Regions from separate parts of the Homo sapiens genome. Here region 2 is linked to region 1. The links are chromatin loops, found by intact Hi-C in ENCODE. Cell type or tissue: mammary epithelial cell. All regions are shown on one strand.

What was found. A loop is a pair of places that touch in the nucleus more often than their neighbours do. Peaks named below come from ENCODE experiments on the same cell type or tissue, not always from the same donor. Only the 100,000 strongest peaks of a DNase experiment are listed, where the experiment ranks them.
Region 2: a loop joins it to region 1, with 4 times the contacts of the local background. A loop is called at or near these places in 10 of 110 quality-filtered maps.

Annotation. Positions count from the first base shown.
Region 1 is chr17:48,212,722-48,217,721 of GRCh38, reverse strand. All of the region lies in intron 4 of SKAP1 (src kinase associated phosphoprotein 1), which reads left to right. Among named protein-coding and RNA genes, the nearest start is that of MIR1203, 59 kb to the right of the region's middle. In mammary epithelial cell, a CTCF peak has its summit at 1,952; no DNase peak of the experiment used is centred here.
Region 2 is chr17:48,331,142-48,336,141 of GRCh38, reverse strand. All of the region lies in intron 4 of SKAP1 (src kinase associated phosphoprotein 1), which reads left to right. Among named protein-coding and RNA genes, the nearest start is that of SKAP1-AS2, 39 kb to the right of the region's middle. In mammary epithelial cell, a CTCF peak has its summit at 63 (motif pointing left); DNase peaks (open chromatin) are centred at 61 and 3,001; H3K27me3 peaks cover 422 bases.

The DNA.
Region 1 (5,000 bases):
CTTTTGGATAAGAGATATTGCAGTGGACTCCATATAATTTTTACCTTTACCTAACCTTTTCTTATTTATTTATTTAGAGACAATATCTTCCTCTGTCACCCAAGCTGGAGTGCAGTGGCACAATCTCAGCCCACTGCAGTCTCGACCTCTTGGCTCAAGCTATCCTCTCACCTCAGCCTCCCGAGCAGCTGGGACTACAGGTGCACACCACCAGGCCAGGCTAATTTTTGTGTATTTTGTAGAAATGGGGTTTTGCCCTGTTGCCCAGGCTGGTCTCAAACACCTGAGCTCAAGCAATCCACCCATCTCGGTCTCCTGCAGTTTTTATCTGGCACCATTGCAGCTGATCCCATCTTGACAGCAATCCTACTGGAAATCTATTCAGAAACCCCTCTTCTGTTCATCTTTGCATCATCCTGTCTGGGAGATAAAGTTACCCAGGAGACCACTGAGAGGGCAGGTCTCACTCTTTTTTCTTTTTGCTTGCTTTCTATTGATTGTCCCTAGAAGAAAGGTAACTGATTTAAGGGGCCTGAAAATGATTTGGACAGACTATAAAGAAAATAAAAATGAGATCAGTATGAAGAAGTCAATACCACACACCTTTTTCAAATTTGACAAAAACATTTAAGTTCTGAAATATTTCAGGTAAAAAAATAAAATATGTGATAAGAGAGAGGCTTACCTGAGATGTACTTTAGGAAATCTGGACTTCACTTCTTTCTTATATTCCCCCTTTTCACTCTCAACACATGAAACGCTGAAAATGGAATTTTTGCTTCTTGTATTAGAAGAATTCAACATTTAAATTTCTTAGAAAGTTTTGAATCTGATACTTATAATATTTGCCAATCTGTCCATGAAAGAACATGCATTCTAGAGAATGTCTGACAAAAGAGAGGGCAAAATTTTATCTCTTATGAATATTCAGGCCAGGTGCAGTGGCTCACACCTGTAATCCCAGCACTTTGGGAGGCCGAGGTGGTTGAATCGCTTGAGCTCAGGAGTTCGAGACTAGCCTAGATAACATGGCGAAACCCTGTCTCTACAAAAAATACAAAAATTAGCCTGGCATGATGGTGTGCACCTGTAGTCGCAGCTACTCTGGAGGCTGAGGTGAGAGGATCCCTTGATCCCAGGAGGTGGAGGTTTCAGTGAGCTGAGATTGTACCACTGTACTCCAGCCTGAGCAACAGAGTGAGACCCTGTCTCAAAAAAAAAAAAAAAGTATATTCACAGTATTGGGTGCTTGTGCAAAGTGGACATAGGGTACTTAGTTCTTAAGACTTATCAGCAATATGTTATTTCAATTTCATAAGCAAGTAAGATAAATAGTGGCTTTGCAGTTATCACACACTCTATCAATGGGATGTTGTCAAGATAGAATCTCAGTTGTAAGCTCTCTATTCAGAGTCTTGTCTATAAAGTTGTATTGCTTCTATAACTCAAACAAGATCAAGTTGTAGCTGGCACCATTTTCCTCAGAGTAGGAAAGATATAACTGACTCCTGTTTAAGAAATGTCAAAAGTCACCGGAATTCATACTGCCAAGAACAACATGTGTGTGACATGTTGCTAAGCTTCCCTCTGCAGGTTTCCCCTCTGTGTCAGTGGTATGAACCCAGCAGCTCAGAATGAGGTAATTTCACAAAGGTGGGCATGTTGAACCCTTATGGCATCCTTCAGATAATGCATAGGTCAGAGATGGAATAAACAAAGCAATATGCTGAAAGCCAGCTGTTTAAGTGAGGAGGAACAGGCCTGGGAGTAAAGGGCTACATGGAGGATTGCAGTTAGGCTCAGGGGCTCTCCTGAAAGGTGAGCTTGCCCTGTTGGTGCTTATCTTACACAGTGAAAGGAAAGGAGGAAAACTGTCTCCAATTAGAACCAGGGAGAGCTGGTGATGCTGGGGCTGCCTCTATCTAAACCCTGATCTCATACTGCTTCCCTGTGGAGAATTATCTGAACTGCAGCTTCCCTCTGTGGGCCCCTGCCTGTCATGTCCATCCAGTGTGGTCTCGAGCCTGGACTTGGTATCATCCAACAGCAGGAAAAAAAAAAATTTCTGTTAAGAACCTTAGCAAAAAGAATGGGGAGGCCATGAGAAAATGGTCTTCTCCTGAGTCCAGAGTCATATCTCACAACAGGCTGATCTGACACGTCTGCATCCTCACCCTTCCCTTTTTACATACCTTTTTAAAAAGCCCAAAGCCTCCGTCTGCCCAATGGTGTTCCTTCGGTTCTGCTTTCGCAGATATATGTTGTGGCTTGCACCCTGGGGAATTCCAAATCAATTGTTAAAATTCCCTACTATTTCCCTGAATATTTTTCACAAAAGCCAAATCACAAGGCTATGGCCAACATAGAGGTTTCCACTTTTATCTTTTTATAATTATTATCACAGCTTTCTGCTTGTCTTCCTCCATACCCACCCAAGGAAGTGTAGACATAGGCATTAACAAGAATACCCCTACCCTTCAGCTACCCTTCTTCAGAGGGCATTAGGGCAATAAAACACATTTTAGATATAGATCTATAGCTGACTATTTCATTATGATATAAAAACAGTACTGTAGGAACATTACAGTTAGTATGGTGGTTCAATTTTTTTATTTCTCTATAATTTAAAAACCAGAGGCCAGGTGCAGTGACTCACACCTGTAATCCCAGCACTTGGAGAGGCTGAGGCAGGAGGATTGCTTGAACCCAGGAGTTCGAGACCAGCCTGACCAACATAGTGGAATGCCATCTGTTTATTTTATTTTATTTTATTTTATTTTATTTTATTTTACTTTATTTTGAGACAGAGTCTCACTCTGTCACCCAGGCTGGAGTGCAGCGGCGCAATCTCAGCTCACTGCAACCTCCGCCTCCCAGGTTTAAGCAATTCTCCTGCCTCAGCCTCCCAAGTAGCTGGGACTACAGGCACGCACCACTATGCCTGGCTAATTTTTGTATTTTTAGTAGAGTCAGGGTTTCACCATGTTGGCCAGGCTGGTCTCGAACTCCTGACCTCCAGTGATCTGCCTGCCTCAGCCTCCCAAAATGCTGGGATTACAGGTGTGAGCCCAGCCTCTAATTTTAGAAAAAGAGAAAAAAAAAAAAAGGAACTGGAGAAAGTTCAGCTTCTCTTAATTAAGAAACAATCAGGCCCAGTGCAATGGCCTATGCCTGTAATTCCAGCACTTGGGAGGCCAAGGTGGGTAGATTGCTTGAACCCAAGAGTTTGAGACCAGCCTGGGCAACATGGCAAAATCCCATCTCTACAAAAAATTAAAGAAGAAGAAACAATCAGAAGCTAATAGGAAGCTGTAATTAAAGTTTGATATGTTTTAGAGGAGATGAAGAAGAAGGCAATACATCCTTTGGGCTGGTCAGTGGTATTTTCTAGTGAATATTCAGAATCAGAAAGTATAAAGGAAGCTGAGGCTGTAATTCACATTCCAGAGAGAACCTGTGATCCTTTCTGTTCCTCTCCTCTCTGCCTCTGTTGAAGGCTCGAGGGTGAAAGCTGTAAGTTGAAGAGGACAAGCCATCAACAGAGGGTGACTTATGATGAGAAATGAAAATATTTGGATTAGCTATAATACTAAGCCAGTGATATTTACAAATTATTAAACTGCCATCCTCACATCAAACGCTTTTTATTTTATGAAATGCTAAGCTGTACTTTTAGTTTGTTTCAAACTGTCAGGGCCATTATTTGATGTCCCTCTTTGTTTATCTTAATTAAGATGTAGAATCAATCATTTTTACTTTCTCTCTCCAAGAGCAGCAGTTGGCTCAGAGTCAGGATGAGGTCTGGCCACCCTTGAGTGCTGTGCAGGTGCTGAGCCGTGTTTGTTCACAGAGGGATAAAAAACACATTTGTTCTCCAGGTTGTGTGGATAGACTGACAGATTTTGATAAGAGGGAAAAAAGTCTTCCTCTGTGGTGAGAAATAACATTTCTATCTAGAATAAGTGAAAACAGTGGCAAATATCATTCCTGTTATGGAGATGATTTTCCTCAACACATAGTGACAACTCAGCTGGGGGTGGGAAACACCAAGGTAGGTTGGAAATAGGAGGCAGAATGTGGTGACCCAGATCAGCAAGAAGCAGAAGACGGAGAGCCCTAAACCTTGTCCTGTGAATATGACAGTTGTTCTTGCCACACTAGCTTTCTTTTCCATTCCTGATGCCACAGTTCAATCTCCAAGCTGCTAGGTCATAGTCTCCTGAAAGTAGAATGGCTTATTGTTGGAGAGACCATTTCATATCCAAACTACTTATGTTCCTCTTTGCATAGAGGTACTTCTGGCCCATCAACTCTGTATAAGGGCCTTTGCAGGGCGTTTACAACAGTACAGCTTTTTTTTTTTTTTTTTTTGAGACAGAGTTTTGCTCTTGTTGCCCAGGCTGGAGTGCAATGGTGTGATCTCGGCTCACTGCAACCTCCGTGGTGTTCAAGCACGGGTTCAAGCGATTCTCCTACCTCAGCCTCCCAAGTAGCTGAAATTAAAGGCACCTGCCACCACACCCGGCTAATTTTTGTATATTTAGTAGAGATGGGGTTTCTCCATGTTTGTCAGGCTGGTCTCGAGCTCCTGACCTCAGGTGATCCACACGCCTCAGCCTCCCAAAGTGCTGGGATTACAGGCATGAGCCACTGAGCCCGGCCAACAGTACAGCTTAATTCTGCTGAGGCACCCACTCTTTCCTACTCAGCCCCCCATTTTAAGAAGCATGCATCCCCTCAGAATAACTAGCCAGGGGTAGAGAAGCAGTCAACTAGACATGGAACAGAACTGAATTCTGCACGCCAATCAACCCACTTGGGATAAAGCCTTGTCTCCTTAGCACCAGGTCACCTTCGTCTCCTTAGCACCATGTTTCTCTATCTAACTGAGGTAAATAGCCATACGATTCAATGAGCTGGACAAATGAGAAACACAAAGAAAGGAAACAAGTCTATTGCATGATTTAGGGAGATCAGATTGGAAAAGATACAGTGCTTTA
Region 2 (5,000 bases), 120 kb before region 1:
AAAGTAGCAGTTAAGAGGGTTTTATAGACCTTGAAAGAGATCAGAATTCTCTAGCTCCCTCTCGTGGTAAAAGGAAATACTACTTTTGGGCTTTTCTGGATTTTTATTTTGTTTTGCTTTAGTGAAGAGGAAGGCTAAGATATGTAAGTTCTCAACATGTGAGCTTACGTAGTGAATTCAAAAATTAAAACTGTTATATGTATCTGTGCGTACGCATACGCATACTCAGATATGAGAAATTCCTGTTCTTTTATTAATTCCTTAAAACCTCAAAAATATTACTTTCTTAAAATCATTTCATATGTTCTTATTATTACACAAGTTAAAGGGAGGACAAATAAAACTATAATCTTGAGGGTTTGTATTCCTAAACAGATAAATAAAGGGAGTGTGTTAAATATGAATTTTAAGCCAAATTCACAGATATTTTTTTCTTTGCCAATTACAAATGGATGTGGTTAGCATTTCTAACATATTTAATCAGATCTCCTCTGTCTCCTACAACATATTAATTTTACCAGTTTTACAATTATTTTACAACTTATTATTGTAGCATTCCTTCTATGGTGGACACATTTCAGATATTGAAGTTCTAAGTAAGTAGCAAATAGCTGAAGAAGACACTGAACTGGTGTGCAAATGTCTTCATGTGAATTGCCTATGGAATAAATTTTTACAGGTAGCAAAAAATTATGTTTGTTTTCTAGGAGACTACTAAAAGTAACCCTTCTGCCTTGAAATAGTTGATCTCTAGACAAGAATCAATGAAAAGTTGCTATTAATGTGTCTTAGATGGCAATGCAAAAAGTGATTAAAATTAGACACTATCCCTTAGTTTGTTTTGTTTTGTTTTGTTTCAGGCTATTCAGAAACTTGAGTAATGGTTAAGGTAGATTGCCTTTATGCTCAAATCACATTCTGATGAAAATATGGGGTCCTATTTAGTTATTCTGGGAACTCTAGGAATAAATTTGAGACCATGATTTTTAATATTAAATATTGCCCTTTTTTCCTCAAAAGGGAGTACTGAATATTATACTAATTGAGGAATTGTAAGAGAAGAATGATATAGACATAGCAGAACAAAATGAAAAGGGGTCAGTCGCAGGTGAAGTGAGTGAGAATATACAATGATCAAATATTAATTAGGAAACTCATAATTTTGACTAATTTTTCTTCTTTCTCCCCAACTTTAAGAGATTATGATTATTTTTTTAAATAAGGAAATCAATTTACTTTTATTAAACTATGTGCTTCTCCCTTAAGATATGTGAATAAAATTTTAATCTCAGCTATTTATTAATATTAATTTTTAGTATTAACATTCCTATGAGCACCTGAAGACAAAATTTAACCAACCTACAGATCAAACATCTTAATAGCAAAACATTTATGGATCTACATAGGAATGATCTAATTTGTATGTATTTTTAAAAAATAATAATTTGATATAACATTTTTGAGATTTAACTATAATCAGGTTAGGCAATCTTACCTTGATTTCTTGATCTGTGTCAGATTTCTTAGATACCTGCTGGGCCTGATTTTTTTTTAATGTAAAGGCCGTGCTTTCATGAGACAGATAAAATTGTGGATTTTTATAAAAACTCTGGAACATTCTTATCTGAGTAGAGAAGCAGAAGATGGCCTTTAGTTATACCTGTGCTATTTACTACTATGCATATTTCAATTGCTTTGGTCACCAAAAAGTTGTGATTGTTCTTGGGTATACATTCTTTATTGTTTTTAAGTTACTTGATATATTTTCACAAAGCTCTCTGAAGGGATCTGTCTTTACTTGGCTATTGGGAAAAGGTTCATTCTAGAATACTTATTTTTAAAACAGAATTTATTAATTAGCTTAATATTTTGTGCTCTTTCTTTTAGCACTATTAGGGAAATTACAATGACTAATTTTTTTGAATATTAAAGTTGATAACAGTATAATATAGAAATTGTTTGCAGAAGTTTAACTTGTGTAGCTATAAGAAGGTGTCAGGGTCTCTTGGGGTATCAGAATATTTGTCAAAGTGTAGGATAGAAGGGAATTTCCTAGGAAACTGCATCTGAGTACCTGTTAAGTATCTTATTTTAAATATAACTTTTTTATCATATAATTGAAACTGAAAGTAAGGCAGTTTACTTCTACCTTCTTTGCTTTCTAGCTCTGTGTGTGCAAATGCTTTCATCTATAAAGCAAACATCTGCCTTAATTTTCCTAGGAAACATCAGGATGATTCAAGGAGCTCTTCATGTGGAATCTATTACATGTTTGCTTTCTCAAAAATAGCAAATTTACTTAAATTTGACAGTATTAGTATTTTAAATGTTTTCCCCCTAATTTGGATTCATTAAAATTCCCTATTTGTTTGGGATGAGATACATTAGAAGGAGCTAAACAGGGAAAACTTTTTACTGCTTTCATATTTGTTCCATGGATAAAATTTTAAATTTTAATGTAATTCCCTAACTCTAAATATATTAATTTGGTTAGATATGTTTCATTCAGTGTTAAGAGGCAATATATATGGCTTGTCTTACCAGCAGAAAAACATTTTCCAGCAATATAAAACGTCTCAGCTTTGTCTAATTGAGATAAAAAGGTATATGAAAGAATAATGACTTTGCCTATCAGATGCAAAGAAATTTAGGACAAATGGTGGAAAAGTTCCTATCAATTCCAGTGCAGTTAGGAAGGCTAGGTTACTCCACTAACTAGATCTGGCAAAAATAAATGAGGACTAACTTGTGAAGGCACATAAATCATAAGCTTTCAGAGCGTTTACATTTTTATTTAATGCTGGCCTTCTGTCAGCCTTTTTGTTGCTTCTTACATACTTATGTTATTTCTTACATTATTACATTTTGTTGTTTCTTTTTGTTTTTAAGAAGTTATTTAAGGCAAACAGCTGAAATTGCACAAGTGGTGATTTGGTTAATTCTGCCAGTTGAGTAAGTAATTGTGACACATTTCATAGTTTGCTTATGATTGTTACAGGGTGAGATACTGTATATTGAAATTATGGCTGTTACAGTATGAATCACTGTACAGAACATTGCAGAGGTCCTGGTCTGGCAATGCAGAAGCCACAACCTAGGTAAAAGGTTTCACAACTTTAAGTTTACTTTTCCTATCTAGAATAGGCAAAAATTGAATTCTGTCCGATTTAGTTATAATGTTCTTTAAACTCTTACCCATGTTATCACTCATAATAATTCTAACATATTATATTTTTCAGTCCAAGTGATATAAGACCATGCTGGGTATGATTTTCAATATATGGCAAAAGTGTGAAATTAAGGAAAGATTTCTATGAAATTTTTTGCACACTCTGCTAAATGAATTATTGAAATTCCAATAAAGAATTTTTTTAAAACCCTAAAAAGTAGTGTGGGTTTTATTTTTCCCTCAATTCTTTCAGCGCTCATAAATGTCTCCATGAAAGCTATATCTGCAGAGTTAGAAAAGGATATATTCTATAATATTTACCTGATCAGGAAGATTTTTAAAATGTGGCATCTTGATATGAGGTATTGACTGAGGTGGGCTGGCAAGTTTTACTGGCCTGGCAGATGCAGCAGGTTTGCAGTAAATCCTTGTGGTTAAAAATCCCTGAGAAGTTTTTGATTAAGAAACTTTTACTATCCTTTTAAAATGAAATATGCTCGTCATTTTTTAAATGATAAAAGCAGATATTTTATGTTATCGTCTAAAGTTTAGTTTCTGAAATATATTTTAATAAGTTTGTTATATGCAAGTTCCTGGATTTCCAAGATGTTAACTTAAATTATCATTTCATAGTCCAGCATATCCAGAGAGCATGTAAAAAGAAATTATAAAAAGTAAGCCTATTCAACAAAAATAATAAAATTTTATATTTTAAATCAGAAAACCTGCATACAGAGAAGTTAATATGATTATTCTTGTATAAATGTTATCGAGTTATTTAAAGCTGTAATAATATAATAAACTATGCTGAAAGGTAAAATTAAAGAAAATGTATTTTAAAACAAGAATGTAATTATTTTTTAAAAGTGCTTTTAAAAAACAAACTAAAATCATGAGGTAGTTTTTAAAAAGGCATTACAAGTTACTTTTCTACTTAGAATCAGTAAGGACAATGATTAATTTACAACATAATGTGAAGAGAGTGACAAAATTTTATTGGGAAGGTATGTTAAGAAATAATATTTTGTATAAAAATTCACAATTAAAGTTTATAATTTATTGAGAATTAAATTTTGAAGATGATGCCTAGCCCTTTAAAAAGTCAGATGTTCAATGAACATATTTTCTCCTTCCTTAGATGCTTTATTAACTAGCTTATTACTAAAAAAGCCATATATGGCCTTTCTTCTTAAATTTTGCATGAAAGCTAGTATTTTGCATGAAAACTAGATTTTTTAAAAGCCTTATATGATTATCTTTTTTTTTTTTTCCTTGAGACGGAGTTTCGCTCTTTTTACCAGGCTGGAGTACAATGGCGCGATCTCAGATCACAGCAACCTCCGCCTCCCGGGTTCAAGCGGTTCTCCTGCCTCAGCCTTTTGAGTAGCTGAGATTACAGGCATGCGCCACCACGCCCGGCTAATTTTGTATTTTTAGTAGAGACGGGATATCTCCATGTTGGTCAGGCTGGTCTCCAACTCCCGACCTCAGGTGATCCGCCCACCTTGGCCTCCCAAAGTGCTGTGATTACAGGTGTGAGCCACCACGCCCAGCCTATGTGATTATCTTTAAACTTTTTGATTTAATGAGGTAAGAGCCTAAGAGCAGAGGTTAAAAGAGATGTATGTTTCAAATTAATTCCTGGTTGCTATAGAAGAATGTGTCTATATATTCTGCCAAATTAAACTTATTTTTTTTTAAAAAATCCACATCATATTAACAAAAACTGCTCCCTTAACTCACTAAGATTCTGTGTTCTATTCCACAATTTCAAAAGAAGTAGCTAAAACAATCGGCATCATTCTTCACCTAGATAATGCTTTCTCTGCAG